Linked DNA regions of Homo sapiens: regions 2 and 3 are each linked to region 1. Evidence: chromatin loops called from intact Hi-C (ENCODE). Cell type or tissue: PC-3. All regions are shown on one strand.

Region 1 (8,000 bases):
AGCATTTTATCCAACTTTCCACGAATTGCCTGTGATTATCCAGGGTGTGGATTACAACCTTTCTGGGATTCTTTCACTGCATGCCACCTAGTCATTCATTTCTCACTGACACATCAATCAAACAGTAGGCCTGAAACTAAAATATGCTTAGTCACTTACTTGTAGTGTTTCCAGGACAATTTGATACAGGATGAAAAAGAATGAGATTTGTTTGCCTATTATTAAAACATTTTACTCTTCACTCTTAATAACATGATAAATTTCCAGTTGACAGGGGAAGAAAAGGGAGCTATATTAAGTGCTTTCCAGATGCCTTGTACCATCCTTAGTACTTTATATATGTAACAAATCCATTATCTTCATTTTAAAGATGAAGAAATAGGCTCGAAAAGATGATTAACTTGCCCAACTAGTTAAGCAGCATTGGGGTATTTGTGCACAGTCTGTCTGGTCCTAAAGGGGCCTCCCTTACAACGATTGGAATGAAAAGAATTACCAATATCGAATGAAAGCTTATGGTCTAGAGTTTTATTTCTGCCATATATTTGTGGAGTGAGAATTTTACAATGAAATCCAAGCACCTATACCGAAATAAGTCAGTATCAGTGATCTTGTCACTTTAGTAAGAGAGGAAAAGTAGGTATTTTGTTCTTTTAAAAATCCTGTTTTTTAATTTTTAGATAAACTCTCATTTTCAGGTCTAGACTTGGATGTACGCTTGCACAGAATGAGTGATTAATAAACCTATACGGGGTGAATGTGTAAAGGAACCAGGACTGAGGAGTGCGGAATGAGAATGGGGTTTGGCTAGTTACTAGCTGTAATCTAGGTGAATCGACTTCTCTGTCTCCATTTTTTTTAAAATTAAGTCTCACTTTGTTTTATAAAATAACTTTAACTTTTTCTCAGGGTTGATGAGGAAATCCAGTGTGCTCGTGGTGAACTCAAAAAATGCACAGCAATAGAAAGTATTCCAAGCCAGTCAACAAAAATTTCTATAAAAGCAGCTCTTAAAAGACTGCAAGTGCTAAGGCACAGGATTTAAGGAGAAAAAGGAACAATCCTGGAGGTGCATTGTTTATAGACCTTTCTAAAAATAGGAGAGAAGTGTCATTTAAATGGTTTTTAAGATGCAAAAACCAAGAACAAAAAACAACCTCGGGTGTGGATGCAATGAGGCATCTTCACTTCCAATGTAGTTAAAATAGAAAAAAGCTGCAAAGAGAAGAGCAAGAGGGAGATCTGAAGCGAGCACTAGCAGAGCTGGCCCCACGAATAACCTAGAGGCCGCCTGGGCGTCCGGGTGGGAGAGACAGTGGGGAGAAGTGGACTCTTCAGGCGGCCTCCACCAAGACCAGAGGAGACGAAAAGCTGAGGAAGGCCTGAATTCCACCCAGCACAAGAGGAAACCTAGCCAGGGAATTTTTCTTATGAGGGGGTCCAGTCAAAGGGCAGCAAGAAAGGCCCAGGCCCTGTCTCGGGGGCCCCCTTGCCTGGTGAAACCGCAGACCCCCCGCCAGGCCGTGGGAACGCTGGCGGCCAGCTCGGCCAGACCCGATGGAAGGGGCTGAAAAACGCGCGCTGCCAGGGCAGAAAAGGCTGCGTGGGCTCCGTGGAAGCAGAGCAGGCAAGGGGTGTGGAGAGAAAGAGGAAAGGGCTGGAAGGGAAGGGTGCTTGGGCCGCGGAGGCACAGGCCTGGCGGAGGTGAAAGCCTCTCAGAGAAGAAAACGTTCCCCATTGGAAGCAACAAACGCTGGGAGTAATAAAAAGAAACGCAGGGCTGCTGATTTCTGCCAACTTTAAAAGGAGGAACGTTGGAGTTGTGAAAACACAGTGGAGGGGGCACGTGGTGCCAAGGGTCGTAAAATGGCGTCCCTGGGTGGTTTTTGAGATTGGCAGGACTGTGCTGTGGAAAAGTATTGTTTGGCTAAGCAAATAATGGGGAAAATCGGCACAGGCTGTATTTCTTGTGGACATGTGAATGGAGTTACAAATCAAACTGCAGTGATTTGTAAACTCTGATGCCTGAAAACTATGTGGAACTCATTACAGTTTACTAACCTTGGAGAACATTCCTGTTTTCCAACTAGCCAAGACCAAGCTGGCTCCAGACGATGTATGGCTGGTTTTGGAATTTTTTTTTTTTTTTTTTTTTCACTCATTGAATCAAGTGGCAATGCTGAGAACGACTTTCTTCCACCAATTTCTTTTTGTTTTTTAAGGATGATCATTACTATTTTAACTATTTTTTTTACTTTTTAAAACATTTTATTTTGAACAATTTCAAACTTATGCCAAAGCAGAGAAAATAATAGAATGAACCCCCATATGACCATCAACCAGCTTCAAAAGCTGTCAATTCCTGGTTAATTTTGTTTCAACTCTACCTCTATGCCTCATTCTCCTTTCCACTGGTTATTCTGAGGTAAATCTCAAACACTGTATTATTTTACTGTACATATTTCATTAACTAATAAGATTGGAAAGTTCACTCAAAATATGTTCACTAAAAAAAAGTTCATTAAAAATGACAGATACTGAATTCCACTCAATATTAGCTTTTTAATATTAGCACTCTGAGGCTTGGGCATGGTGGCTCATGCCTGTAATCCCAGCACTTTGGGAGGCTGAGGTGGGCAGATCCCAAGGTCAGGAGTTCAAGACGAGCCTGACCAACATGGTGAAACCCTGTCTCTACTAAAAATACAAAAATTAGCCGGGCGTGGTGGCACGCACCTGTAATCCCAGCAACTCGGGAGGTTGAGGCAGAGAACTGCCTGAACCCGGGAGATGGAGGTTGTAGTGAGCCAAGATCATGTCACTGCACTCCAGCCTGGGCAACAGAGCGAGACTTTGTCTTAAAAAAAAAAAATTAGCACTCTGTTGATTACTCTTGTTTATAGAGCAAATAATGCAAGACCTAATCTCTGAGGAAACCAAGCCCATTTGGTGGGAAGTGAGTCTGGTTCTCTCCACTCTCCCTGGCATCGTGTGCTGTCCACACTGTGCATTAAAGAATGGTCTTAAGTCAAAGAGAGTATGGGGCTAGGATCCTACATTTGGCTTAGCGTGAATCATTCATTAAGAATTTTTTCTTGTGTATTCATTCATTTTATGGACCTGATATCTCTAATTTCCTGTGACTCAGGTTCTTAAGAATTTCTTTGTTTCTTGTGTAATCATTCAGTTACTCATTCACTCTTTCCACCAGTATTAGTGGGGGCTCACTATGCCAGATACAGGGGATGCAGTAGTAAATAAGCCACAGTCCTTGCTTTTGTGGAATTTAAGTCGTCGGGGCTGGGAGTGTGGGTCAAGTGCAGTGTGATCAAGTGTGTCACTGGGTGTGCACAGTGGGCTCAGGAGGTGCACCTGGCTCACCTAACTCAATCTGGGGTTGGCAGGGAAGAAAGAGAAAGCTCATTGGAGACCTGAAGGAGAAGAAGTTGGCCAGGTACAGGGGCAGGAGGTAAGGTTAGGTAAGCAGGGAGAAGGGTGCGGAAGATACAAAGGCTTGTAGCCAAACCCTGCCATGTGATTACTCTCTATTGGGGTGTAGTCAGGCTGGCTGAAAAATGAGGCTGAAGCAGCAGAAGCCAGATCGTAAAAAGCCATGTGAGCCGGGTCAAGGAGTTTAGATTTGGTCTCAAGGGCAATAGCGACTGGTGTCAGGCTATGTTGTCAGGGACAGTAAGTAAAAGAGCACATTTAGGAGTGAGACAGTCAAGGTGCCACATCTGAAATCACGCCTTCTCACAGACACAGCTTCTGGCTTATCCAAATCCTGTCTGTTTTGCCTTGCTTTGACTACATCATTTGCATAATGCAGTGGTTCTTAACCCTGGCTACACAGTGGCATCACCTGGGCAACTCTGAAAAAATAATGATGCTGGGCCCCCATCCCCAGCTATTCTGATGTAATTGGTTGGGAATGAAGCCCAGGCATCTGTATTTTTTTTAAAAAAAACTCTCCAAGTCTCAACTGAGTTGAGAACCAGTGTAAAGGAGGTTGAGCAGAGAGACCAACGAGGAGGCAAGTCAACATCAATTGAGACCCTGTCATTCTGAAGTGTCAGAGCATACTTTCTTAAACTGTGAAGGATCTCCAGGACAACCAAGTTCAGCCTCTCATTTACAAATGGAGACACCGAGTCACAAATATGTAACACTCAAGGATGCATGGCTGGGTAGACACAGAGGTGGCTCCAGACCCCACCATGCTGCCCCTGTGGTGATTGGCACAATGGTCAACTTCAAGCTTACGGGGGACAATGGCTCTAATGCCAGTTACTACTCATTGAATAGCATTATGTGCCAAAGAGTGAGCTGGCTGCTTTAAGGGTTTATATCTCATTTAATCTTTAAAATGAGGTCAAGGAAATCATTGGTAGACTGAGAAGATACCCTACACTGAACTGAACCAAACCAAACTGAAACACCCCAAGACTCCTGAGGTTCCTTTCAAACTGCTGGTACAATCATAAAGAGGCCTAAGGAGGGATGGGAAAGAGGATTCTCAGGGCAATGGAAACCTCTGGGAAGAGTAGTACACATGAGGTTTCATCTCCACTTACCTTGCAGCTCTTGTTCTATTATGTGCTGTGTCCCTACACTTAATCCTGAAAACTCTTACGGGATTTGTCACTTTACAGCTAAGGAAGTTTAGCTTGAAGAGGCTGCCAATTCTGCCGAAGCTGTCTTCTGGCTCTAGGCTCTGTACCCCCCACCCTTCCCATGCTGCACTGTCTAGGGCACCCCATGCCACCTCATGAACCAAGGCATGTAACTCGACACCAGGCCTGGCTTTACCGAGAGGCCAGCAGGTTAATCCTTTCAACTCTCCCCTGTGGTCCATGCATGGTAATTACAGAGGGAGGGCTCATCTGCATTGCTGCAGGATGGACCAACCCAGAGAGGGTGGAGACATCCTGCTCAGGGGTGAGGCTGGGGAAAGAAGTGCAAAGACAGATGGACCACAGGATGAGGATGGCGAGAAAAGGGAAGGGCCCGGGTGGTTGGGCCCTTTTATCCATTTGGCTCTCCTTTGCCAAGAAATGCCTCTTTTTCTCTATGTCTAGGCTTCCAAGCCATGGGACATATGGTTTGGACTTTAGGAAAAGATTTCATTTAGTTTCTGGTCCAGAATTATTTTGCTGGCTAAGAGATTCAGAGGCTACTTACAAATGACATCTTTAGCATTTGGAGATATTTAATTATAAAAGTGATACCTGCTTATGTTGTCAACTGGAAAAGTATAGACGGTGAAGGAGCAGCAAAACAGAAGAACAATCTGCTGTGAGCCCACCACTCAGCAGGGAATTAATTTTAAAAAATCTGATTTAAAGAGTATTTTTCTTTCTTTTCTTTTTTCTTTTTGTTTGAGAGTGAGTCTCGCTCTATCACCCAGGCTGGAGTGCAGTGGCATGATCTCGGCTCACTGCAACCTCTGCCTCCTGGGTCAAAGTGATTCTCCTGCCTCAGCCTCCCGAGTAGCTGGGATTACAGGCACCTGCCACCACGCCCGGCTAGTTTTTGTATTTTTGGTAGAGTTGGGGTTTCACCATGTTGGCCAGGCTGGTCTTGAACTCTTGACCTCAGGTAACCTGCCCACCAAGGCCTCCCAAAGTACTGGGATTACAGGCATGAGCCACCACGCCCAGCCTGAGTATTTTTCTATTGAACCATTTTGTTTTTGGAAGCACTTGTAGCTTCATACTTTTTTATGGTTACTAATTTGGATTCTCAACCAACTTTTTTTCCTAATATCTGAAACCTAACATAGACAAATCCAGGGTGGAGGCTGGGTGAAGGTGTGTAAGTTGTGGGCATGCACAACGGAGATGTGTGTGTGTGTGTGTGTGCACACATGAGAGGCATGTGCAGAGCTGACACCGCACGTGCAACCTAAACTCAGGACAGCAGGAAGGGAAGGAGTCGTGGAGAGAGGAGATGGTGTTGCAACCTTTGCCTCCTTTCTGCTGAGATGAGAGAGGAATGAAACAAAGTGGGGGGAAGGGAAGGAAATGCTAGGTTAATATATGAAACCTTTAGAAAAGTATTCTCCCTGTTTTGCATATATTTTTAAATGTCCATAATAAAAAGTTTTTCTGTTAAAAAAGGGAATGCGATGCTGGAGATAATTATAGTGTAAAAAATATCATCAGTCAATTTGTTGTTTCAGAAGTCTGCATTATCATAAACAGCATTTAATTCGTTTAAAGTATTATAACTGTTAAAAATTCTAGGACTAGCTCTTTAAGATTTCCAGACTCAAGAAATTTCATCTATATTTCATGAACACAGATAAAAATTAATTCAGAGCTTGTTATAGAAATGGATAGAAGTAATTTAAGAGAAGGGGGAAAATACCTTCTAAGTAAAAACAAACAAAACAAATTATATCTACTTATGAGGAGATAATGTTTCTAGTACCTGTTCCCTGAGGTGGCATCATTTTCTTAAATGATACATAGAACTGAAGAAAGTAGGGGAGAAAGGAAAGGCAAGTTTGAAATATAAGAAAAAGTATGAGTGCAATAACAAGTCAGGAACTCGGCGTTTTGTAGAATCCATCACTGAGGGCTCAGGGCCACTCGGGGGTAGCTGATTCTCTGGTAAGCTTATTAATCCTCCCCTGACTTCGGTTAGAAAATTTTTAAAAATTAGAGGGTTACATTGACTGTTTACTATGAAAAGTACTATTACAATGAAACTGAATCTTTTTAGAATTGACATAAGTAGACTTTTTGTTTCTTCATTTACTGAATGCCCACCATGTTCCCTGTGCTCTTTGGGGCCTTAAACTGGGCATGATATGGTCCCACTGGGTGTCACGGAAGGACAGAGGAGAGGGAACCAGCCGGCCTAGGCAGGCAGGGAAGGCCTCCTGCTGGAGGCAATGACTCTGCAGGGTTTGGAGTAAGGGGAAGGGCACAGGGGCTTGGAGAAGAGATTTTAGCCCAAGAGCTCAGCTGAAGGGAGGCCACGGAGGCAGGAAAGAACATGATGTTTGATGGGTGACGTACAGACACAGCCAGTGAGGAGCATTTCTCTCAGTATTGACCTGAGCGGGGTAGATAAGGGCGCCATTATTCACAAGAGTTTTGGCACAGTCCTTCAGTCATGTCTTAGGAACTTCCTGGCATGTTCAGCTCCAAGACCCATAGACCTGGGTTTGAAACTTGCCTTGAGTTTTGATTTCTTCACCTGAGCAATGGGATAATACCTACCTCAAATAATTCTCATGAGGAATAAGTGGATATCTAATAAGCCCTACATTGAACTGAGTGTTCATCTGTGCAGGGCACAGTATAGAGTCTTGACACCTCCATGAGGTAGGTACCATTATCCCCATTTTAGAGGCAAGGACACCTAGCCAACTAATCAATGGTAAGGCCAGAATTCACAACCAGGCAGCTGGACCGCAGGGCCCAGCTGGGACCCACATCCTCACTGTGGCCATTCTGCTGCTCAGTAAAGCACTGTGCGTGGCCTTGGTAAATGCTGACAGATTTGCATCCTTGGGAGACAGTGTGCTATGCCAAAACAGAATTCTGACTGAATAGAAAATCCTGCATGCATCTTGAATTGAAAGAAAACTTTTAAGATCACCTGGGCCTGTTCTCTGACTTGAGTGTTTGTTTAAACATGATTTCTAGGGTAAATGGCTATTTGTCTAAAATCAGTTGAGGATCAGATCATCATAACCTCCCTGGGAAGCCCAATTTAGTATTTTTTTCAGCTAGAACAGTTTCTGTTTAGGTTTTCCCTTGCTTTTTATTTGGGCAGGCAAGCATGAGCATATGCACAGAACCTGCCCCACAGCCCACGCCCACCCTCCTCTCAACACTGTTCTATATTTGGAGGTATTTCTGATACACTCCTTAGTCTCTTAATTTAAAACTCCATAATGTGTTTTCCATTTCACAATAATAATTGCTATTCAGAGAAAAAAATGTTAAAATAGCTAACATGTATTAAGAGTATCAAGTACTCCGCTA
Region 2 (8,000 bases), 170 kb before region 1:
ACTTTCATACCCCCTCCACTTTCATACTCCCTCCACTTTCATACTCCCTCCACTTTCATCCTCCCTCCGCTTTCATCCTCCCTCCGCTTTCATACCCCCTCCACTGTCATCCTCCCTCCACTTTCATACCTCCTCCACTTTCATACCCCCTCCACTTTCATCCTCCCTCCACTTTCATCCTCCCTCCACTTTCATCCTCCCTCCACTTTCATCCTCCCTCCACTTTCATCCTCCCTCTACTTTCATACCCCCTCCACTTTCATACCCCCTCCACTTTCATCCTCCCTCCACTTTCATACCCCCTCCACTTTCATCCTCCCTCCACTTTCATACCCCCTCCACTTTCATCCTCCCTCCACTTTCATACCCCCTCCACTTTCATACCCCTTCCACTTTCATCCTCCCTCCACTTTCATCCTCCCTCCACTTTCATACCCCCTCCACTTTCATACCCCCTCCACTTTCATACCCCCTCCACTTTCATACTCCCTCCACTTTCATACTCCTTGGCTCTACTTGGGCTTTTGCTATTCCCTATACATTTAATGATCAACTTGTTAAATTCTACCAGTAATCTGTTAGAATTTGAATTGGCGTGGCCTGAGTCCATAGGCCCACTGTCTTCCAGCTGATTTATTATAATTTGGATCCTTCTATGAACATGATTTATATCTCCATTATATATACCTTTTTAAACATCTTTCAATAAAGTAGTATAATTTTATTTATGCAGATTCTGCATGATTTGTTGCATTTATCTGTTAGATTTATTCCTAGATATCTTTCTTGTTGTTATTATAAGTAATATTTTTGGTAACTGCCTTTTCTTTTACTAGCATAGAGAAATTCAGGACTTAAAAAAATCATATACCAACAGCCTTGTTATTATTTCTAATAATTTCTAGATGATTTTAGATTATTTATATAGACAATGTCAAGATTGAGATTAGAATTATAGGTCGACTGTTTTTTTTTTTTTTTTGCTTTGAAGATGTTATTCCATTGTTTTTGGGTGTTCATATAAAATATATGTTCACATTTAAAGATAAACATGCAAGGAAGTATCCTTGAGTCAAGCTACAGGGAAACAGTAATACATTTGGAATTCCAGTGACTTCAAACATAGGATGATCAAATAGTAAGTGTTAAAAAATAGTATAAAGTATTTAAAAATAAAATACGGAATCTCAAGAATGAGCAAGAAACTATTTTTAAAAATGACTGCAAATACTTGAAAAAGAACCAAATAGGACTTTTAGAAGTAAAAAATGTAGTCAATAAATCTAAAACTTTGTGGGACAGGTAAATCAGATTAAACCTGAGGGTCTAAACTGAGTTTGCTTTCTTCCAGAGAGGATTTGTGACTGTTTCTAGTAGACCCAGGGATTACTATTGACTTGGAACCACTTTAGTCTTCTTCCTGGGAACTTGACTTACCCAGGAGTCTCAGATACACTTTTCCCATTGTAATCAAGAACTAGTGCTAGCCACAGTCATTTGCCCTTGAGGCAATTCTTCCTTTAGGATATGCTTATTGCTGATTTTTACTGACACCTTTTTTTTAACAGGTCCTGTGAACCAAACAATGGAATGAAAATGTCTTATGCTGTGTAATTGCTCCTCAGTAAATCTAGTCCACTTACTGCCTGAAGGAAAAATGTCACTATAAGTATTTTCTTTGGGAAATTTCTGACTTATTACTTTCGCCCATTTATCTGTTGACTACTTATTGCTTTCCAGACTTATGTACATATGCTGGACAGTAGTAATTCTTTGATATATACATTGTAAGTATTTTTCTCCTAGTTTTTTGTTTAACTTGGAAATTTGTTTTTAGTGTTTCATATATGGAAAATTTAAATTACAGTATAAAGTTTAGCAGTCTCTTCCTTTATGGCTTTTGAATTCTAATGTATCCTTTCGTATTATGAGCCCAGAATGATGTGCCTTCTGTATCTTCTTCTAAGATACTTGTATGCACTTACCTCAAATACAGATATTTACCTTTATATCTTCAATAATTCTTGATTTTATTTTTGTAAATGTGTGAGGCAGAGATTAAATTTTCCTCAAATGAATTGTCTGAGCAATAGTTAGTAAAGAGTTCATCATCTTTAACTTTCTTATTTGCAATGCCACCTTTATCTTATAGTAAATTCCCATTTAAAAAAGGGCAAATTTCATTTTAGTGATATGTTTTTGTTTTATTTTATTTTATTTTTTGAGATACAGTTTCACTCTGTTGCCCAGGCTGGAGTGCAGTGGTGCGATCTCAGCTCACCACAACCTCCACCTGCTGGGTTCAAACGATTCTCGTGCCTCAGCCTCCCGAGTAGCTGAACTACAGGCACGCGCCACCACTCCCAGCTTATTTTTGTATTTTTAGTAGAGACGGGGTTTCATCATGTTGGCCAGGCCAGTCTCAAACTCCTGACCTCAGGTGATCCACCTGCCTCGGCCTCCCAAATATTTGTTTTGTTTTGATATTACTATTTTGGTGTTTTCGATTGTTATAACATCTTTATTTATTTATCTAGCCCATAGTTAAAGTAAGTCCTTTTTCTATATTCCTTTTTATCGAAGGTATCTTAATTTTACTTGTTATTTTTCTCTCGTGCATGAATTTTAGAATCAGCATGGCAGTTCCATGAAGTTTGTATAGAATTGTGTGATTAGGTTAATTTGGGTGGTGGGGGCAGAGAATTGGCTTAAAGAATTTTCTTTTTACGATATAGAAGATTCCCATCTGAAACCATGGTTATATTTGTTAGAATTTGGTAAGGTTGTAGGGAACAGAAAAACTGAAAAGCCATTGCATAAGCAAATTATCTCTCATATTCAGAAAAACTGAATTGCAAGGATCACGGTCTGTGGTGTTAGGGATCCGTGCTCCATGTTTGCCTCCTTTCTGTTCTTCGGACACACTAGTCATGGTCCTGATGTACAATTTTATTTATTTATTATTTTCTTTAATGTTTTTAATGTTTAATTTTGGGGGGTACATAGGCGTATATTTATGGGTTATGTGAGATTTTGATAAAACCCACTGTATAGTTTTTGATGTGGTATGCAGTGAAAGCTGTCCCTCAGTCTTCATATGACATGGTCTTTCATATATCAAATCTACCTCCTTAGAGAGGTAAATTTTGCTTGGCCAACCAACATAAAGTAGCTTCCACAGTGATATCTGCTGTCTTGAGGTACTTATCTAAAATTATTTTGTTCATTTATTTGTTTACCCCTGCTTCCATGTATTTCCCACTTCTTCTTAATCGTCTATGAAAGCTTACAATGATTGTTTACCATTGTATGTATACCGAGTGTTTAGAACAATGCCTGTTTCATAATAGGCATTCAAATATTTGTTGAAATGGTGAGTTTTGGAAAAGGAGTATTTATAATCTCAGCTATTTCTTAGATATTTTTGTACAAAGGTGCACTTTTCATTTTTGTACAGTACTTTCTAGTAATTCACAGTCACACATGGCTTTATGCATATCTTTTCATAGTGATGTCTTTTTAAATTTAATTTTGCTTCCCTGGATACTTACATCACTTCAGTTATTTATTTATTTATTTATTTATTTATTTTTTAAGATGGAGTCTCACTCTGTCTCCCAGGCTGGAGTGCAGTGCACGATCTCGGCTCACTGCAAGCTCTGCCTCCTGGGTTCACGCCATTCTCCTGCCTCAGCCTCCTGAGTAGCTGGGTCTACAGGCACCCGCCACCACACCCGGCTAATTTTTTTTGTATTTTTTTAGTAGTGACGGAGTTTCACCGTGTTAGCCAGGATGGTCAGATGGTCTCGATCTCCTGACCTCGTGATCCACCTGCCTCGGCCTCCCAAAGTGCTGGAATTACAGGCATGAGCCACCGTGCCCAGCCTTACTTCAGTTACTTTTTAAATGAAACTGATAATAGACCCTCGATGTTGGCTCTTTTGTTAAATAAGAAGAAATAGTAGCGAATAATATTAGCTCTTGTCTTGACCAAACTGTATGACATTTAATAATATAGAATGATATTTTCATAGTTTTTAAAAACTATTTTGTTAACTTACACTTTTCGGGGGGATTCATTTGTGACTTTTTCTGCTAAGAAGATTCTGTTTTCTATTCTGCTTGTCAGTATAGCTGGGGTGAATTTGGGAAGCTGTATTGTGCTTAAACACCAGAGGGTGCCAGAGATTCATGTTCTTTCCATCATACTTCAGAATCAGAAGTGGCAAACAGGATAGTACCTCTGCATGTTTGCATAACCGTATTTCAACTGAAGATGTGATGATAATAAGGAATTAATATCAATATTTTTATGTGATCATTTATTTAAAGTCCTTATATTTTAGAGATACATAATAAAATATTTATGGATAATATCTATATACTATATCTGGTAGTGAAGGTGTTTTAACAACTAGGGGTTTTAGTGTGATTTTTATTACTTTAAAAAGACACTCTTGGAAAATAATATAGGACCAGATTATGTGCTGTTTGCATAGATGGTATTACTCCATCAATTTTAATGTCCATTTTTTCCATACTGCAGGAATTAGATTGTCTAGTGTATATTAACTTATTTAACTTTCATCATATATAATTCATTGTTTTATGTATTACGAGTCTGTTTGTCCTTGTGTATGCTCACGCTTGTAATCCCAGCACTCTGGGAGGCTGAGTTGGGAAGATCACCTGAGGTCAGGAGTTCGAGACCAGCCTGACCAACGTGGCGAAACTCCATCTCCACTAAAAATACAAAAATGAGCCGGGTGTGGTGGTGCGCCTGTAGTCCCAGCTACTTGGGAGGCTGAGGCAGGGAGAATTGCTTGAACCTGGGAGGCAGAGGTTGCAGTGAGCCGAGATGGAGCCATTGCACTCAAGCCAAAAACAAAAAACCCCCCAAAATTAGTTGGGCATGGTGGCGCACGCCTGTAATCCTAGCTACTTGGGAGGCTGAGGCGGGAGAATGACCTGAGCTCCGGAAGTGAAGGCTGCAGAAAGGTGAGATTGCACCGCTGCACTCCAGCCTGGGTGTCTTAATAAAAAAGAGAGAGAGAAAAAAGAAATGAGGTTGTTGAACATTCCAAGTGAATTATATGAGTGAAGACTTGGAGATTATATTGTGAAGTCTTTCAGAGTTTTTAGTCATATGTTGTCATAGTAAAGTTATGTTCAGGAAAATTTATCTGTGTACTTTAGTGCAGAATAAACTGAGAAGGAGGACGTTAGAGGTAGGTACACCATGAAGTGAAGGTTGAAGTTATATAGGTAGGAGATAGGGCATATCTTATTTATTTGTCATGAGCATTCTCAAGAATGGTCAAAGCCAAGAGACAGTTATAATGCTGTGGTGTGAAAAATCTAAAAATTTCTTGTTAAGAAATTAAATTAGGCCAGGCGTAGTGGCTCACACCTGTAATCCGAGCACTTTGGGAGGCCGAGGTGGGCGGATCATCTGAGGTCTGGAGTTCGAGATCAGCCTGGCCAACATGGTGAAACCCTGTCTCTACTAAAAATACAAAATTAGCTGGGTGTGGTGGTGCATGCCTGTAGTCCCAGCTACTTGGGAGGCTGGGACAGGGGAATCGCTGGAACCTGGGAGGCGGAGGATGCAGTGAGCCGAGACTGTGCCATTTCACTCCAACCTGGCAGCCTGGGCAACAGAGTGAGACTCTGTCTCAAAAAAAAAAAAAAAAAAAAGAAATTGATAATTGAACTGAGAACATGAATATAGGAAAGAGCTAGTACATACTTCAGGAAACAATTGATAACTAAATATTTCCTAGTATACTATAGATCAGCAGTCTCAGAGTTACCCAGGGAATTTGTTAAAATTTTGGTTCCTGGAGCTGATCTAATCTAGAATAAAATCTCTGGGGATTGGGTATGGCAGGAACTTGTATTTTAAAAATCCTTATAATGAACATATTTCTGATGTTCATTATAAATTTAGGAACTATAAGTATATATAGACCAGCATTTGACAGACATTTTCATGAAAATGAATGAAGTGAGTCTGTCACTTTAGGGAAAAAACCTGACAGTATTTTTTTTTTTTTTTTTTTTTTTTTTTTTTTTTTTGCCAATGATAAAGTTGGAGCTATCAAGCAAAAATGAAAACTTTGCAAAACATATCTATTACCATGACTTTGACAGCTTTCCAATAGTTATATTTTCTGATTTGGTTGGTGGAGATACATGTAATTTTGGATTATGTATTAGAATCTAAATTTGGAAGAACTGTATGACTCAGTGAACTAGTATTTTCCATATTACCAATGGATGATGTTGCAAAACCATGTCTGAGTAACAGATCCCATTCAAAATGCAAGAGGACCCGTGGATTTTAAAAAGATTTGTAAAAATAGAAGGCAGTACCACTCTTGATCTATTTTTAAATTTTGATATGTTAATTTTTGTTAAAGTATGTTATTTATGGTAATATATATTTCTTATTTTTCAATGAATAAATAATACCAATTTTTAGTTTCTGATGCAGTTTTAGTTTCTAATACAGTTTTCACACAAAATTACATGAGAGGGTCATTTTCACTCCCATTTTACAGATAAGGGGATCAATGAATAGACGTGGGAAGAAACTTGTCCATGGTCATCCTATTAATATTTATTTTTTATTTTTTATTTTTGAGATGAAGTCTCACTCTGTCGCCCAAGCTGGAGTGCAGTGGCGCGATCTCAGTTGCAAACTCTGCCTCCCGGGTTCAAGAGATTCTCCTGCCTCAGCCTCCCGAGTAGCTGGGATTAGAGGCATGCAACCATGCCCAGCTCATTTTTGTATTTTTAGTAGAGATGGGGTTTCACCATATTGGCCAGGTTGGTGCTGAGCCCCTGACCTCAGGAGACACGCCCACCTCGGGCTCCGAAAGTGTTGGGATTACAGGTGTGAGCCACTGCACCCAGCCATCCTGTTAATAATGGTCAGAACAGGGACTGAAACCTTGACCTCTTTAGAATCAGTACTCTTAATTTTTATAACTCAGTATTTTTCTTAGTGTGGTCCTTAGACCATTTGTATCATGATCATTTAAGTGTGCCTGTTAGAAAACTCCAAATCCCTGGTCTCCATCATAGGCCTACCAAATGAGAATCATGGGTACTGTGTGGATGTGTGTTTGACATTGAGACCTGCATTTTAAATATACTTCCTAGGTGTTTCCTAAAAACACTATTGCTTGAGAAGTACTGCAGTATGCTACGCTACATTTGAGTTAATAAGAAGAGAGGGAAATTCCCATGAGAAAAACAACTTTAAAGCATAGAAGAAGGAATAAGCAGGATATTGTGTGAATTTACTGGCTCACTGTGGTAGAGAGGCTCTGCTTGAGAGAGGTGAAAAAAGAATATTGAAGGCAAACTAATTTTATTACAGATTTAGTAATCTAAGGAAATAACTAGATCTTAAAATAAAAGTTTTTGTTTATATTTTAAAAACTCATTTATTTGAGTAGGTAATGTGAACATTTTACACGAAATTTATAAGGTACAAGAAGGTATGCAATGGGAAAAGTAAGGGTTCCCCTGACTTCTTTATCCCCCCTATTACCCAGGTTCCCAGCCTAGAGCCAACCAGTTACCACTTTTTTTCAGTTTCTTATGTATTGTTCTAAGTATAGTATTTTTTTTTTCTTGGGTACAGTATACTTTATTGATGGTACATGACAAGATGGAGCTCCCTAGATATAGTATTCAACACAGATGGTAATATATAATACATACATAATGTTTTGCTTTTTTTGTTTTTTTTTTAACCACTTAATAGTAATCTTGGAGATTGTCTCATCAGTACATATTCACTGTGATTTTGATATTTTTAACAAAGTTCCATAATGATGGACATTTAGGTTGTTTCCATTGTTTCATACTAGGAAAAAAGCTGCAGTGATAGGTGATGAAGATGATTAATATGATCAATAAAATTAGTTGGAATTTAAGGCAAATACATTGATTAGAAAAGAAGACAGAGTAAGAACTACCATAACAGA
Region 3 (8,000 bases), 180 kb after region 1:
TAAGACAAGAAAGCATTTGTGCAAGCAATTGTTATTGCTAAATGCAGAGCTAAATGGAAGTTTAAGAAAGTTCTCTGATAAAATACATCTGTCACTAATTACTCTTACATTTAAAAACCTAAATTGCTTTGGATAAATAATTTGATGCCAAAAGGTCCATAATGCATTATTCAACGCAAATCGAATAATACGCTTTCATCATCATCTAGTTGAAGTCTTACTGAAGTTACTTTCCTAATACTTAAGTGGCATAATTTGTACAATGATTACTGAAGGCTTCCCCCAAAATAAATATCTCACATCAGAGTAAGTTGAATGGTCGGTAAATCACATTACTTAAGTAAATATGAAACAAGCTATTACTGTGCACCCCTACTATGCAAGCCCTGGCAAAGAATTACAAACACAAAAATCTTACAGCTAGAAGAGAGACATCTAGTGTGTGTTGGAGAACTTTATATATTGTGCTTCAGGCATAATTAATACAGCAAAATCACTGCAGTCGTTTTGCATACTGTGGTGGGAGATTTTTGACAAATATCTTTCACCCTCAATTCATTTCAAAATTTCTTCCCGGCTGTGTGACATTTTTGCCTAATTAGATACCTTCTTCTTAACATAAGCCTAACCCAATGAAGTTTTCTCCGTGATGCAAAGTTTTAAAGTTTCATGGTCACCTTTGCAACCTAATTAGTAAACATTTAACCTACTGTCATCATAACCACTGCTCACAATTCTTTCCATTCAGGCAGCAGCAGGACTCCCGAGTCAAACTGTTGCAGTCAGTGTTTTAGTTTCCTGAATATCAGCCCCTCGTAGTAAGCCAAATGCCACACAAATACAAACACGAGGAATAAATCGGCACACTGCCCATTATCCAGGAGACAAACGGATCCACTGCTATTTTAAATTCACCAAGTAGGCTATTAGTTGCCACAGATTCCCATATATGTAGGTGAATTCCTTGATGCAGAATCAGGTTTAATGAATCATTCTACAGCATCAGCCTCAGCCTTTTAAAATCCTTTATTTTCTCCTTTTCCACATTAAAAACACATTTGAGATATACACAGAAAATGTTTCTCTAAAAAAACGCACACATACACACAAAACAGGAGGTCTCTTAAGGAGTCTACTGCTGAGAAGGTAAAAGCATTTTGCTCATTTTTAATTTGCTAAAACAATCCAAGCATGCTTGGTACCCAGAGGGTATTCTCAAATAAACTTGTATCTCTAGCTGCCAGCTTAGTTGATTGAAAACAGAAGGCAAACGTTTCTTAAAGAATATGTTAAACTGTTATGTCTCCCAGTACCACTCAGGATACACACACACACACACAGACACACACACGCACACATACCGCATAGTCAAGGATTTGCTTGAAAGCAGCCAGTTCTATTATCTAAAAGGTAATACATTTGTACCAAATTACTCCTGCCTACTGCGGTGCACCTTTTAGCGAAGAAGCCAGTGCCACTGGGATCCTGGACAGTTCTGGTGTGCCATTCTCCACGTACAAAGCCAACGGCCCCATTTGCGACTTTGCTAACTTAGTTGGCTTCCGCCCAGCCGAACCCCGAAGCACAGTCACTGAAAACGTTTTGATACCAGAAAATCATTTCCACGACAGTGCAAGTGTTCGAAAGCACAAAGGCAGACTGTCTACCCGCGACAGTTCGCAAGTTGCGGTGGCGGGGCGGCTGTGCGGAGCGCGCGTGCAGGTAAGGGATTCCTGCACCCAGGTCTGCTTTCCTCTTCCTGGATGTTTTGGGGCTCGACCTCACTTTTAACGCGAATTCACCATTACGCGCCCCCCACCCCGTTCTTTTTCCAGGAGGCGCGGACTGTTTTCCAGCCAGGTCCCTCTTGGGGGCGGGAGAGGAAGCACACTTCACATTCAATAAAGAAGGGTGGCGGGAGTGGGTAGGGGGGCGGCGGCAGTTGGGGGGGCGGAGGAGGAAAGAGGTCAGAAAGGAGCCAAACTGAATCCCTCCCGCCCACCTCTGCGCCCCGAGCGCTGGTTCAGACGGCGGAGGCCAGAGGCGGCCGGGAAACTGTCCCTTTAAGGGAACCTAGGCCGCCAGGAGGGGAGGGAAGGATGCGGGCTCCTGACTTGGCGCTGACCGCAGCGCCGGGAAGAGGCGAGCGCAGCAAAGCCACAGCCATTACCTGCAGCGCTCGCATCCTTCCCCCGTCCCAGCGCCGCCCCCACCCCCTCCCCGCCTCCCAAGGAGACTTCTAATCCGGAGCATGTGCTGTGCCCTTTATCCGGGGAGGAGGTGGGGAGGAAGAGGAATAAGAGCTTTTTAAAAATAAATGAAACGTTTGCATCCAAAAGGGGGAGGAGGGCTGGAGATGGGAGGGAGTGGGAGGGGGCTTTAAAGGCGCCTGGGTGGGCGGAGGCGGCGAATCTGGACCAGCCCGGCCGGCGACGAAGAGCGCCGGGCACCGGCCGCGGCCCACAAAGGGGAGCGGCGTGGTCCGGCCCGGGCAAAAGGGGGAAGGAAAAACCGCCCCGGGCCCCAGTCCGCTCGGCCGCCACAATGGCGTCTTTCACGGGGCGTCCGGGGGCGCCGCCGAGGCTGCCTGCGAGAAGGGGGCGGCGGGGCCCCTACCCCCGGCAGGAGCGCAGCCCCGGGCGCCGCCGCCCCCTGCGCGCCCCGCAGAGATGTGCGCTTGGCTCTGGGCGCCCCCGCGGCGCTGGGCGCTCTCGGCGGGGCCGGTTTGCGGGCGCGGAGCTTTGCGCCGGGGAAGAAAGGGACGCGCGGGGCTCGGGGGAGGAGGGAGGGGCTCGGGGAGGGCGGGGGAGAGCCGCGGCGGAGCGGCCGCGGGGAGGCTGGCGCGCGGAGCGGCGGGCGGGCGGCTCTGGCACGGGCTCCCAGAGCCACGGCGGCTCCTCTCCGAGATCCGGAACCCGGCCCAGAGATCCGGAAACCCGGCCCCCGGCCGCGGCCCCTGCTGGCCGCACCCGCTCCTCCTGCCCGCTCTGCTCCGCCCTGCTCTCGCCAGCTCCCACTGGAGGAAGAAAGCCGAGAACCGGGAGCGGCAGCCCCGGAGGAGGCGGCGGCCCCTGCCCCGCCGCGGGTCCAAGCGGATTCCTAGTCGCCCGCCGCGGCGGGCGGCGTGTGTGCGAGTGTGCCGCGCTCTCGCCCCATGCCTGGCACATGCGTAAAAGCGAGTTGCGCCCAAAGTCCCAGCCATACCCTCCTTAGCAAATAATAACAAACCCAAACCGTCAGATCTTACCTGAAACATTGAAGCACAAAGTCTCTCTCCAAGTCCCCTTTTCCTTTTCCTCTCCCCCCTTTTCCGATTTCTCTCCCAGCGATCTGCTCGGCTCGCCACACCAGAGAGAAATGCAATAGCTTGGCTAAGGTAGACAGAACAAAATACAGAGAAGAGTTGCTCCAGGGCTTTGAAACCCCTCAAGGCAAGGATCAGGATACAATTAGCTCATGCCTCTACCTCTAGTCTAAATCAATCTCCAAAATAAAACTTAAATCAAATTAACCGATCACAGGGCAAACAATTGATCTCCTTCAAAAATAAAGCTCTACATATACGTATAGAGAAATATACACATAGGAAATTTTTTTCCAGATTTTTTTTTGGTGGAAAAACAGTCTCATTCCAGCCTCTAACTTGCTTTTTACCCTCCTCTTGCACAGAAAAGCTGATTTTAATCGTTGTGATTAGTTTTGATGTAACGTTTCCGCGGGCGATTTCTGCAAATGGATGGAGTGTTTCTTTGCCAAAAGAGGGAAAAGCAGCAGATGATGATAATTATAAGGATTGTTGGTTGTTTCTTTTTATTTGTGTCTAGGGCTCTCTCTTCACTTTCTCAAGTTGACCTGACATTGCTGTTACACTAAGGTCGCACAACTTGTTGAGGATCATCGCCCTGTCTGATAAAAGGATAGGTGATAATTTGGCAATAGAGCAGCACATTTTTGGTTCCTTTGGCGACATAACGTCCCAAATGACGTGGATAAAAATAAGCACATGCAGTCTGCTTTGCCCCAATCAAGTCTGAATCAGCGCCTGAGGGTGATACACAAACTCATTTCAAATGTTCAACCATGCAGAATTGTAGAAAGATTGAAGGAGTGACACCGCATTTTTTTTAATGGCAAAATTAAAAGAAAACAAAACCCACATTTGGTGTAGCCAAGGACCTACCATTCAGTTTTATTTGATCAACCTTCTGAACACACCTCACCTCCTCCTCCCTTCTCTTTGCTATTCTCCACCTGGTATCTTTTATAGGGGGGGTTGTATAATTCCATTATTTGACGGAAGTGCTCAACAGAGCTCGACAGGCTAACATAAATACATTTCCCCAGATTGTTACTCTGGTTCTGACCTCCCCCACTCCTCATCAGTTCTTCCTCTCTAGGTCTTTGTTCAGGGAGATTGTGCCTGGGCCAGTGGTTATCTTAGTTCTTTTTAGTTAGGGTGGGATATTTGGTTATAAACTCAAGGATCACCTCCCATTACTGTTATATCCTTGTAGGATACTTTTTGAAATGGTATGTTTTTGAGCACTTCACAGTTCATTAATTCAAAGACTTTGCTGACATTTCTTATGGAAAAGATCAGGTTATATGGCCAAGGATGCTAAAGAAAGAAAGTAACCCTAAATAGAACCAGACATGTCCTGCAAATACCTGCAACTGGCAGCATTTCACAGGAAGTATTTTTTAACCATCATTTTTCCTTTAAGGTAAGCAACTGCTGCAATGCCAACAGAAAAGGGAAGGACCGAGCTTTTAAAAAGTAAATAGAGTCAATCAGATTAGTGCATAATACATGAAAGATTAACATCATAATGAGAACCAGGGGTGTTGGCAGATTTTTTTTAATGTAACAAGTTTATATTACATGAGAATCTTTGCACATTCTTTTTCTCTCTATCCCCACACACAAGGTTGATACATTCTCTGATCTACAATAAAAAATTTTAAATGTCCACAAGCCCTAAATTCAATGGAATAAAAACTTTGTTCTTGCCCCTAAATGGCACTAAATGTTAATACAGGAGAGTGTGAGAAGAAAAGAGACTATGGAAGAAATATCCCCAATCACTGATATGATGACTGAACACATTAAAGGTGTGGCCTAAAGTGACTTTTAATTAAAAACAAACAAACAAAAACAATCAAGTGTCACATAGAGAACCATGCATCATTGTCCTAGAATTTTAGAACTGGAAAGATCCTTTGCAGGCATCTAGTCCTTTGGCATCATTTTATAGACGAGGGAAATAGGCAGCTTGCCCAGTGTCAGGAGCCAGCCATTGACAGGGGATCGGCCACAAGAGGCAGGACAAGAAGAAAGGTGAGTGACGTTCCTCTGCAAGCACTGACCCTGCAAAGTTGAGCATAGCATTCTAAATTTTGTTGACATGGCTTGAACCGTACTTTTGAAATTCCCTTTTTGAGATTGTCCTCAAATCCTGTAGCACAATCTTCTAAATATCTTTGATGGCAACAAAGTTTTGATCTTTGATCATTTAACTTTGGAAACAACAACACAAAAATTTATTGCCAGGTCTAGACATTAAGTAGATGAGAAAGATGGCTTATGCTACTTAGAGTCAAAAAAAGAAAATAGGACTAAAAACAGGACAGTTTTCTTATTAGTTCCTAAGAGGAATAAAGACAGTTCTCAAATTTTGAGCAATGAAATTATTACTGGAAAAAGGGCTTTCCTTTTTAAGATAACTGCTCTGAAGGGAATAATATTCATTTCAGTGAATTAAGTTCTGAAATGTACATTTGTAAGACATTTTAATATTCCAGAATGATATCATTTACAAAAAGACGATCTTTTAAAACATTAGGCCATTGAGATTTTAAAGTGATTCAACCTGTTTGGTTGATCTTGAACTTGTAGTAATTCCAGTGGCAAATAGACTGAAGGTAAATTTTCATTCTATTGTGGTGGGGATCTTTATTTTCTTGCATTTCAAAGGGATCTCAAAGTTGAGGCTGTATAAAATATTTTGAAAATTTATTTTGTTCCATGCAATAGAAAGAAATCAGTAAACTTCATGACCTTTAAATCAAGAGTAATGAAAATTTATTTTAAATTTTAAAATAGGCTGTCAGTGAAATAGCATGTGAGAAGTCAGGTTCATATCTTGCCAAGTACGAGATACAAACTTAACAGACTTCAGTCAGCCTCTGCAATCATAAAATGACCTGAAAGTACTTTTGTACTTTTTATCTAATTAATAATCTGCATTTTGGGGTGTCCGTAGCACCTTTTTCTCCATCTTTAAGAAATTCGGAAAAAGAGTATATTAAAAATCCATCTAACTTCCTTTTTTTTTCGTAAATAACTGGTATGAGACCAGCAGCCTAACAACCATTAGCCACACGGAAGACAATGGCAATAAAATTGTCAGCAAGAAAACAATCAAGAAGAAAACTGGTTTCTTTCTGTTTTCATCTTCCAGGGTCTCACTGTCAAAATAAGTTCTACCACTTTTTAAACGCAGAAAAAACCAAGATAGGATATTTTGAATTGAAACTAGCAGCTCAGCTGAAAAAGGTTTGCACTACGACGGTTGTGGAAGAGAAAACGAGATGTTCTTGGAGGGGAGCAGCAGCCTCCCTTCTAATGTTAGCATGGGAAAGCACATTTGGTTGCATCACAGTCACTGAACCCTCAGAGTGCAAGTTGCCACAGAACAGCACGGTTTTGTCCAGGGTAGCCCTGTGGTACATTCTTGGCGGTGATTTGACAAGATCTGGACATTAGCTGCTGAGATGAAATGTGAAATTGCAGAGCCCTCCACTGAAGCAGTCAGACACTCAGATCAAATTTTAAAATCCCATTGCACTTTCCATCAGGAAGAAGAGAGATGCCTCAGTGCTTGGGCTCAACCTGGGTGTGCATAGATACCACTAGCTGTGGTGAGGCTGCCACAGTTTCCCCTACCTGGTCACTAAACAACAGCATTTCCATCATTGCTCCAGCGGAATCCACCTGTGACTACCATGAGAGGCCCTGCTGCATGGGAAGGCTAATTATATTGTTTTATTTTATCCCTGGGTCAGTTTTTTTTGTGGGAAAATCACCTGGTTATTATCAGCCAACCTGAAACCCCCTATAATGCTGCGGAATGTGCACATTTTCCTGGAGTTGAATAGAAGTATTAATGAGCTCTAACAAAATGGGTTTGTGATTCCTGGAGTTTGGCCCCAGCCACCACCTGTTTATAATTAGCCTCTGGAAAACCTATTAGTTTCCTGTATCACTGTCAATATTGACTTTGTAATATCTCATCTTCTGAGAAGGTAAATCTTCTAATAGTTGCAGATACACCAATGGGCATATTTCTGAAACAGAAATACATACCAAGTCCTTGTATTGAGACCCTTAAATCAATGTGGTCTCTCTTTTTTTTTTTTGGAGGTGGAACCTTGCTCTGTTGCCCAGGCTGGAGTACAGTGGCACTATCTTGGCTCACTGAAACCTCTGCCTCCCAGATTCAAGCGATTCTCCTGCCTCAGCCTCCCCAGTAGCTGGGATTACAGGCATGCGCCACCATGCCTGGCTAATTTTTGTATTATTATTATTATTAATGTTTTAGTAGAGATGGGGTTTCACCATGTTGGCCAGGCTGGTCTTGAACTCCTGACCTCAGGTGATCCACCCACCTCAGCCTCCCAAAGTGCTGGGATTACAGGCGTGAGCCACCGTGCCTGGCCCATGGCCCAATGTGGTCTTTTATCAAAGTTTCTTCTCTGGTTGTCTAATACGAACACTAGTTATAATCGCACATTGTAAAACAATACAGATGTATGAAGAAATAAAACCCGACTATGATTGGATACCCTGACACCTGTTTTTGATAGTCTTATTCAGTTGAGAAATCTGTTTGTCCACAAGGAGGTAGATGTGTGGAGAAAGTTGTGAAGCATCTGTATTCATTACTGGCATTTGAAATTCTTTGCTGGATACTTACCTTCTATATTTTAAATAAATAATT

What was found. A loop is a pair of places that touch in the nucleus more often than their neighbours do. Peaks named below come from ENCODE experiments on the same cell type or tissue, not always from the same donor. Only the 100,000 strongest peaks of a DNase experiment are listed, where the experiment ranks them.
Region 2: a loop joins it to region 1, with 5 times the contacts of the local background. A loop is called at or near these places in 3 of 110 quality-filtered maps.
Region 3: a loop joins it to region 1, with 7 times the contacts of the local background. A loop is called at or near these places in 5 of 110 quality-filtered maps.

Annotation. Positions count from the first base shown.
Region 1 is chr18:26,477,907-26,485,906 of GRCh38, forward strand. The region is part of intron 2 of KCTD1 (potassium channel tetramerization domain containing 1); the gene reads right to left. Among named protein-coding and RNA genes, the nearest start is that of LINC01543, 59 kb to the left of the region's middle. RefSeq lists an enhancer at 2,601-3,800. In PC-3, no CTCF peak of the experiment used is centred here; DNase peaks (open chromatin) are centred at 125, 395 and 3,205; H3K4me3 peaks cover 1,216 bases; H3K27ac peaks cover 5,403 bases.
Region 2 is chr18:26,303,203-26,311,202 of GRCh38, forward strand. All of the region lies in intron 9 of TAF4B (TATA-box binding protein associated factor 4b), which reads left to right. Among named protein-coding and RNA genes, the nearest start is that of TAF4B, 81 kb to the left of the region's middle. In PC-3, a CTCF peak has its summit at 4,149 (motif pointing right); a DNase peak (open chromatin) is centred at 4,179.
Region 3 is chr18:26,654,113-26,662,112 of GRCh38, forward strand. LOC102725227 (a long non-coding RNA gene) reads left to right here and starts at 1,619. Exons shown (of 3, transcript XR_935311.4): 1 at 1,619-1,722. It also overlaps a transcript of KCTD1 not described here. RefSeq lists silencers at 2,815-3,054, 3,065-3,254. In PC-3, CTCF peaks have their summits at 1,849 and 3,022; no DNase peak of the experiment used is centred here; H3K4me3 peaks cover 3,721 bases; H3K27me3 peaks cover 5,028 bases.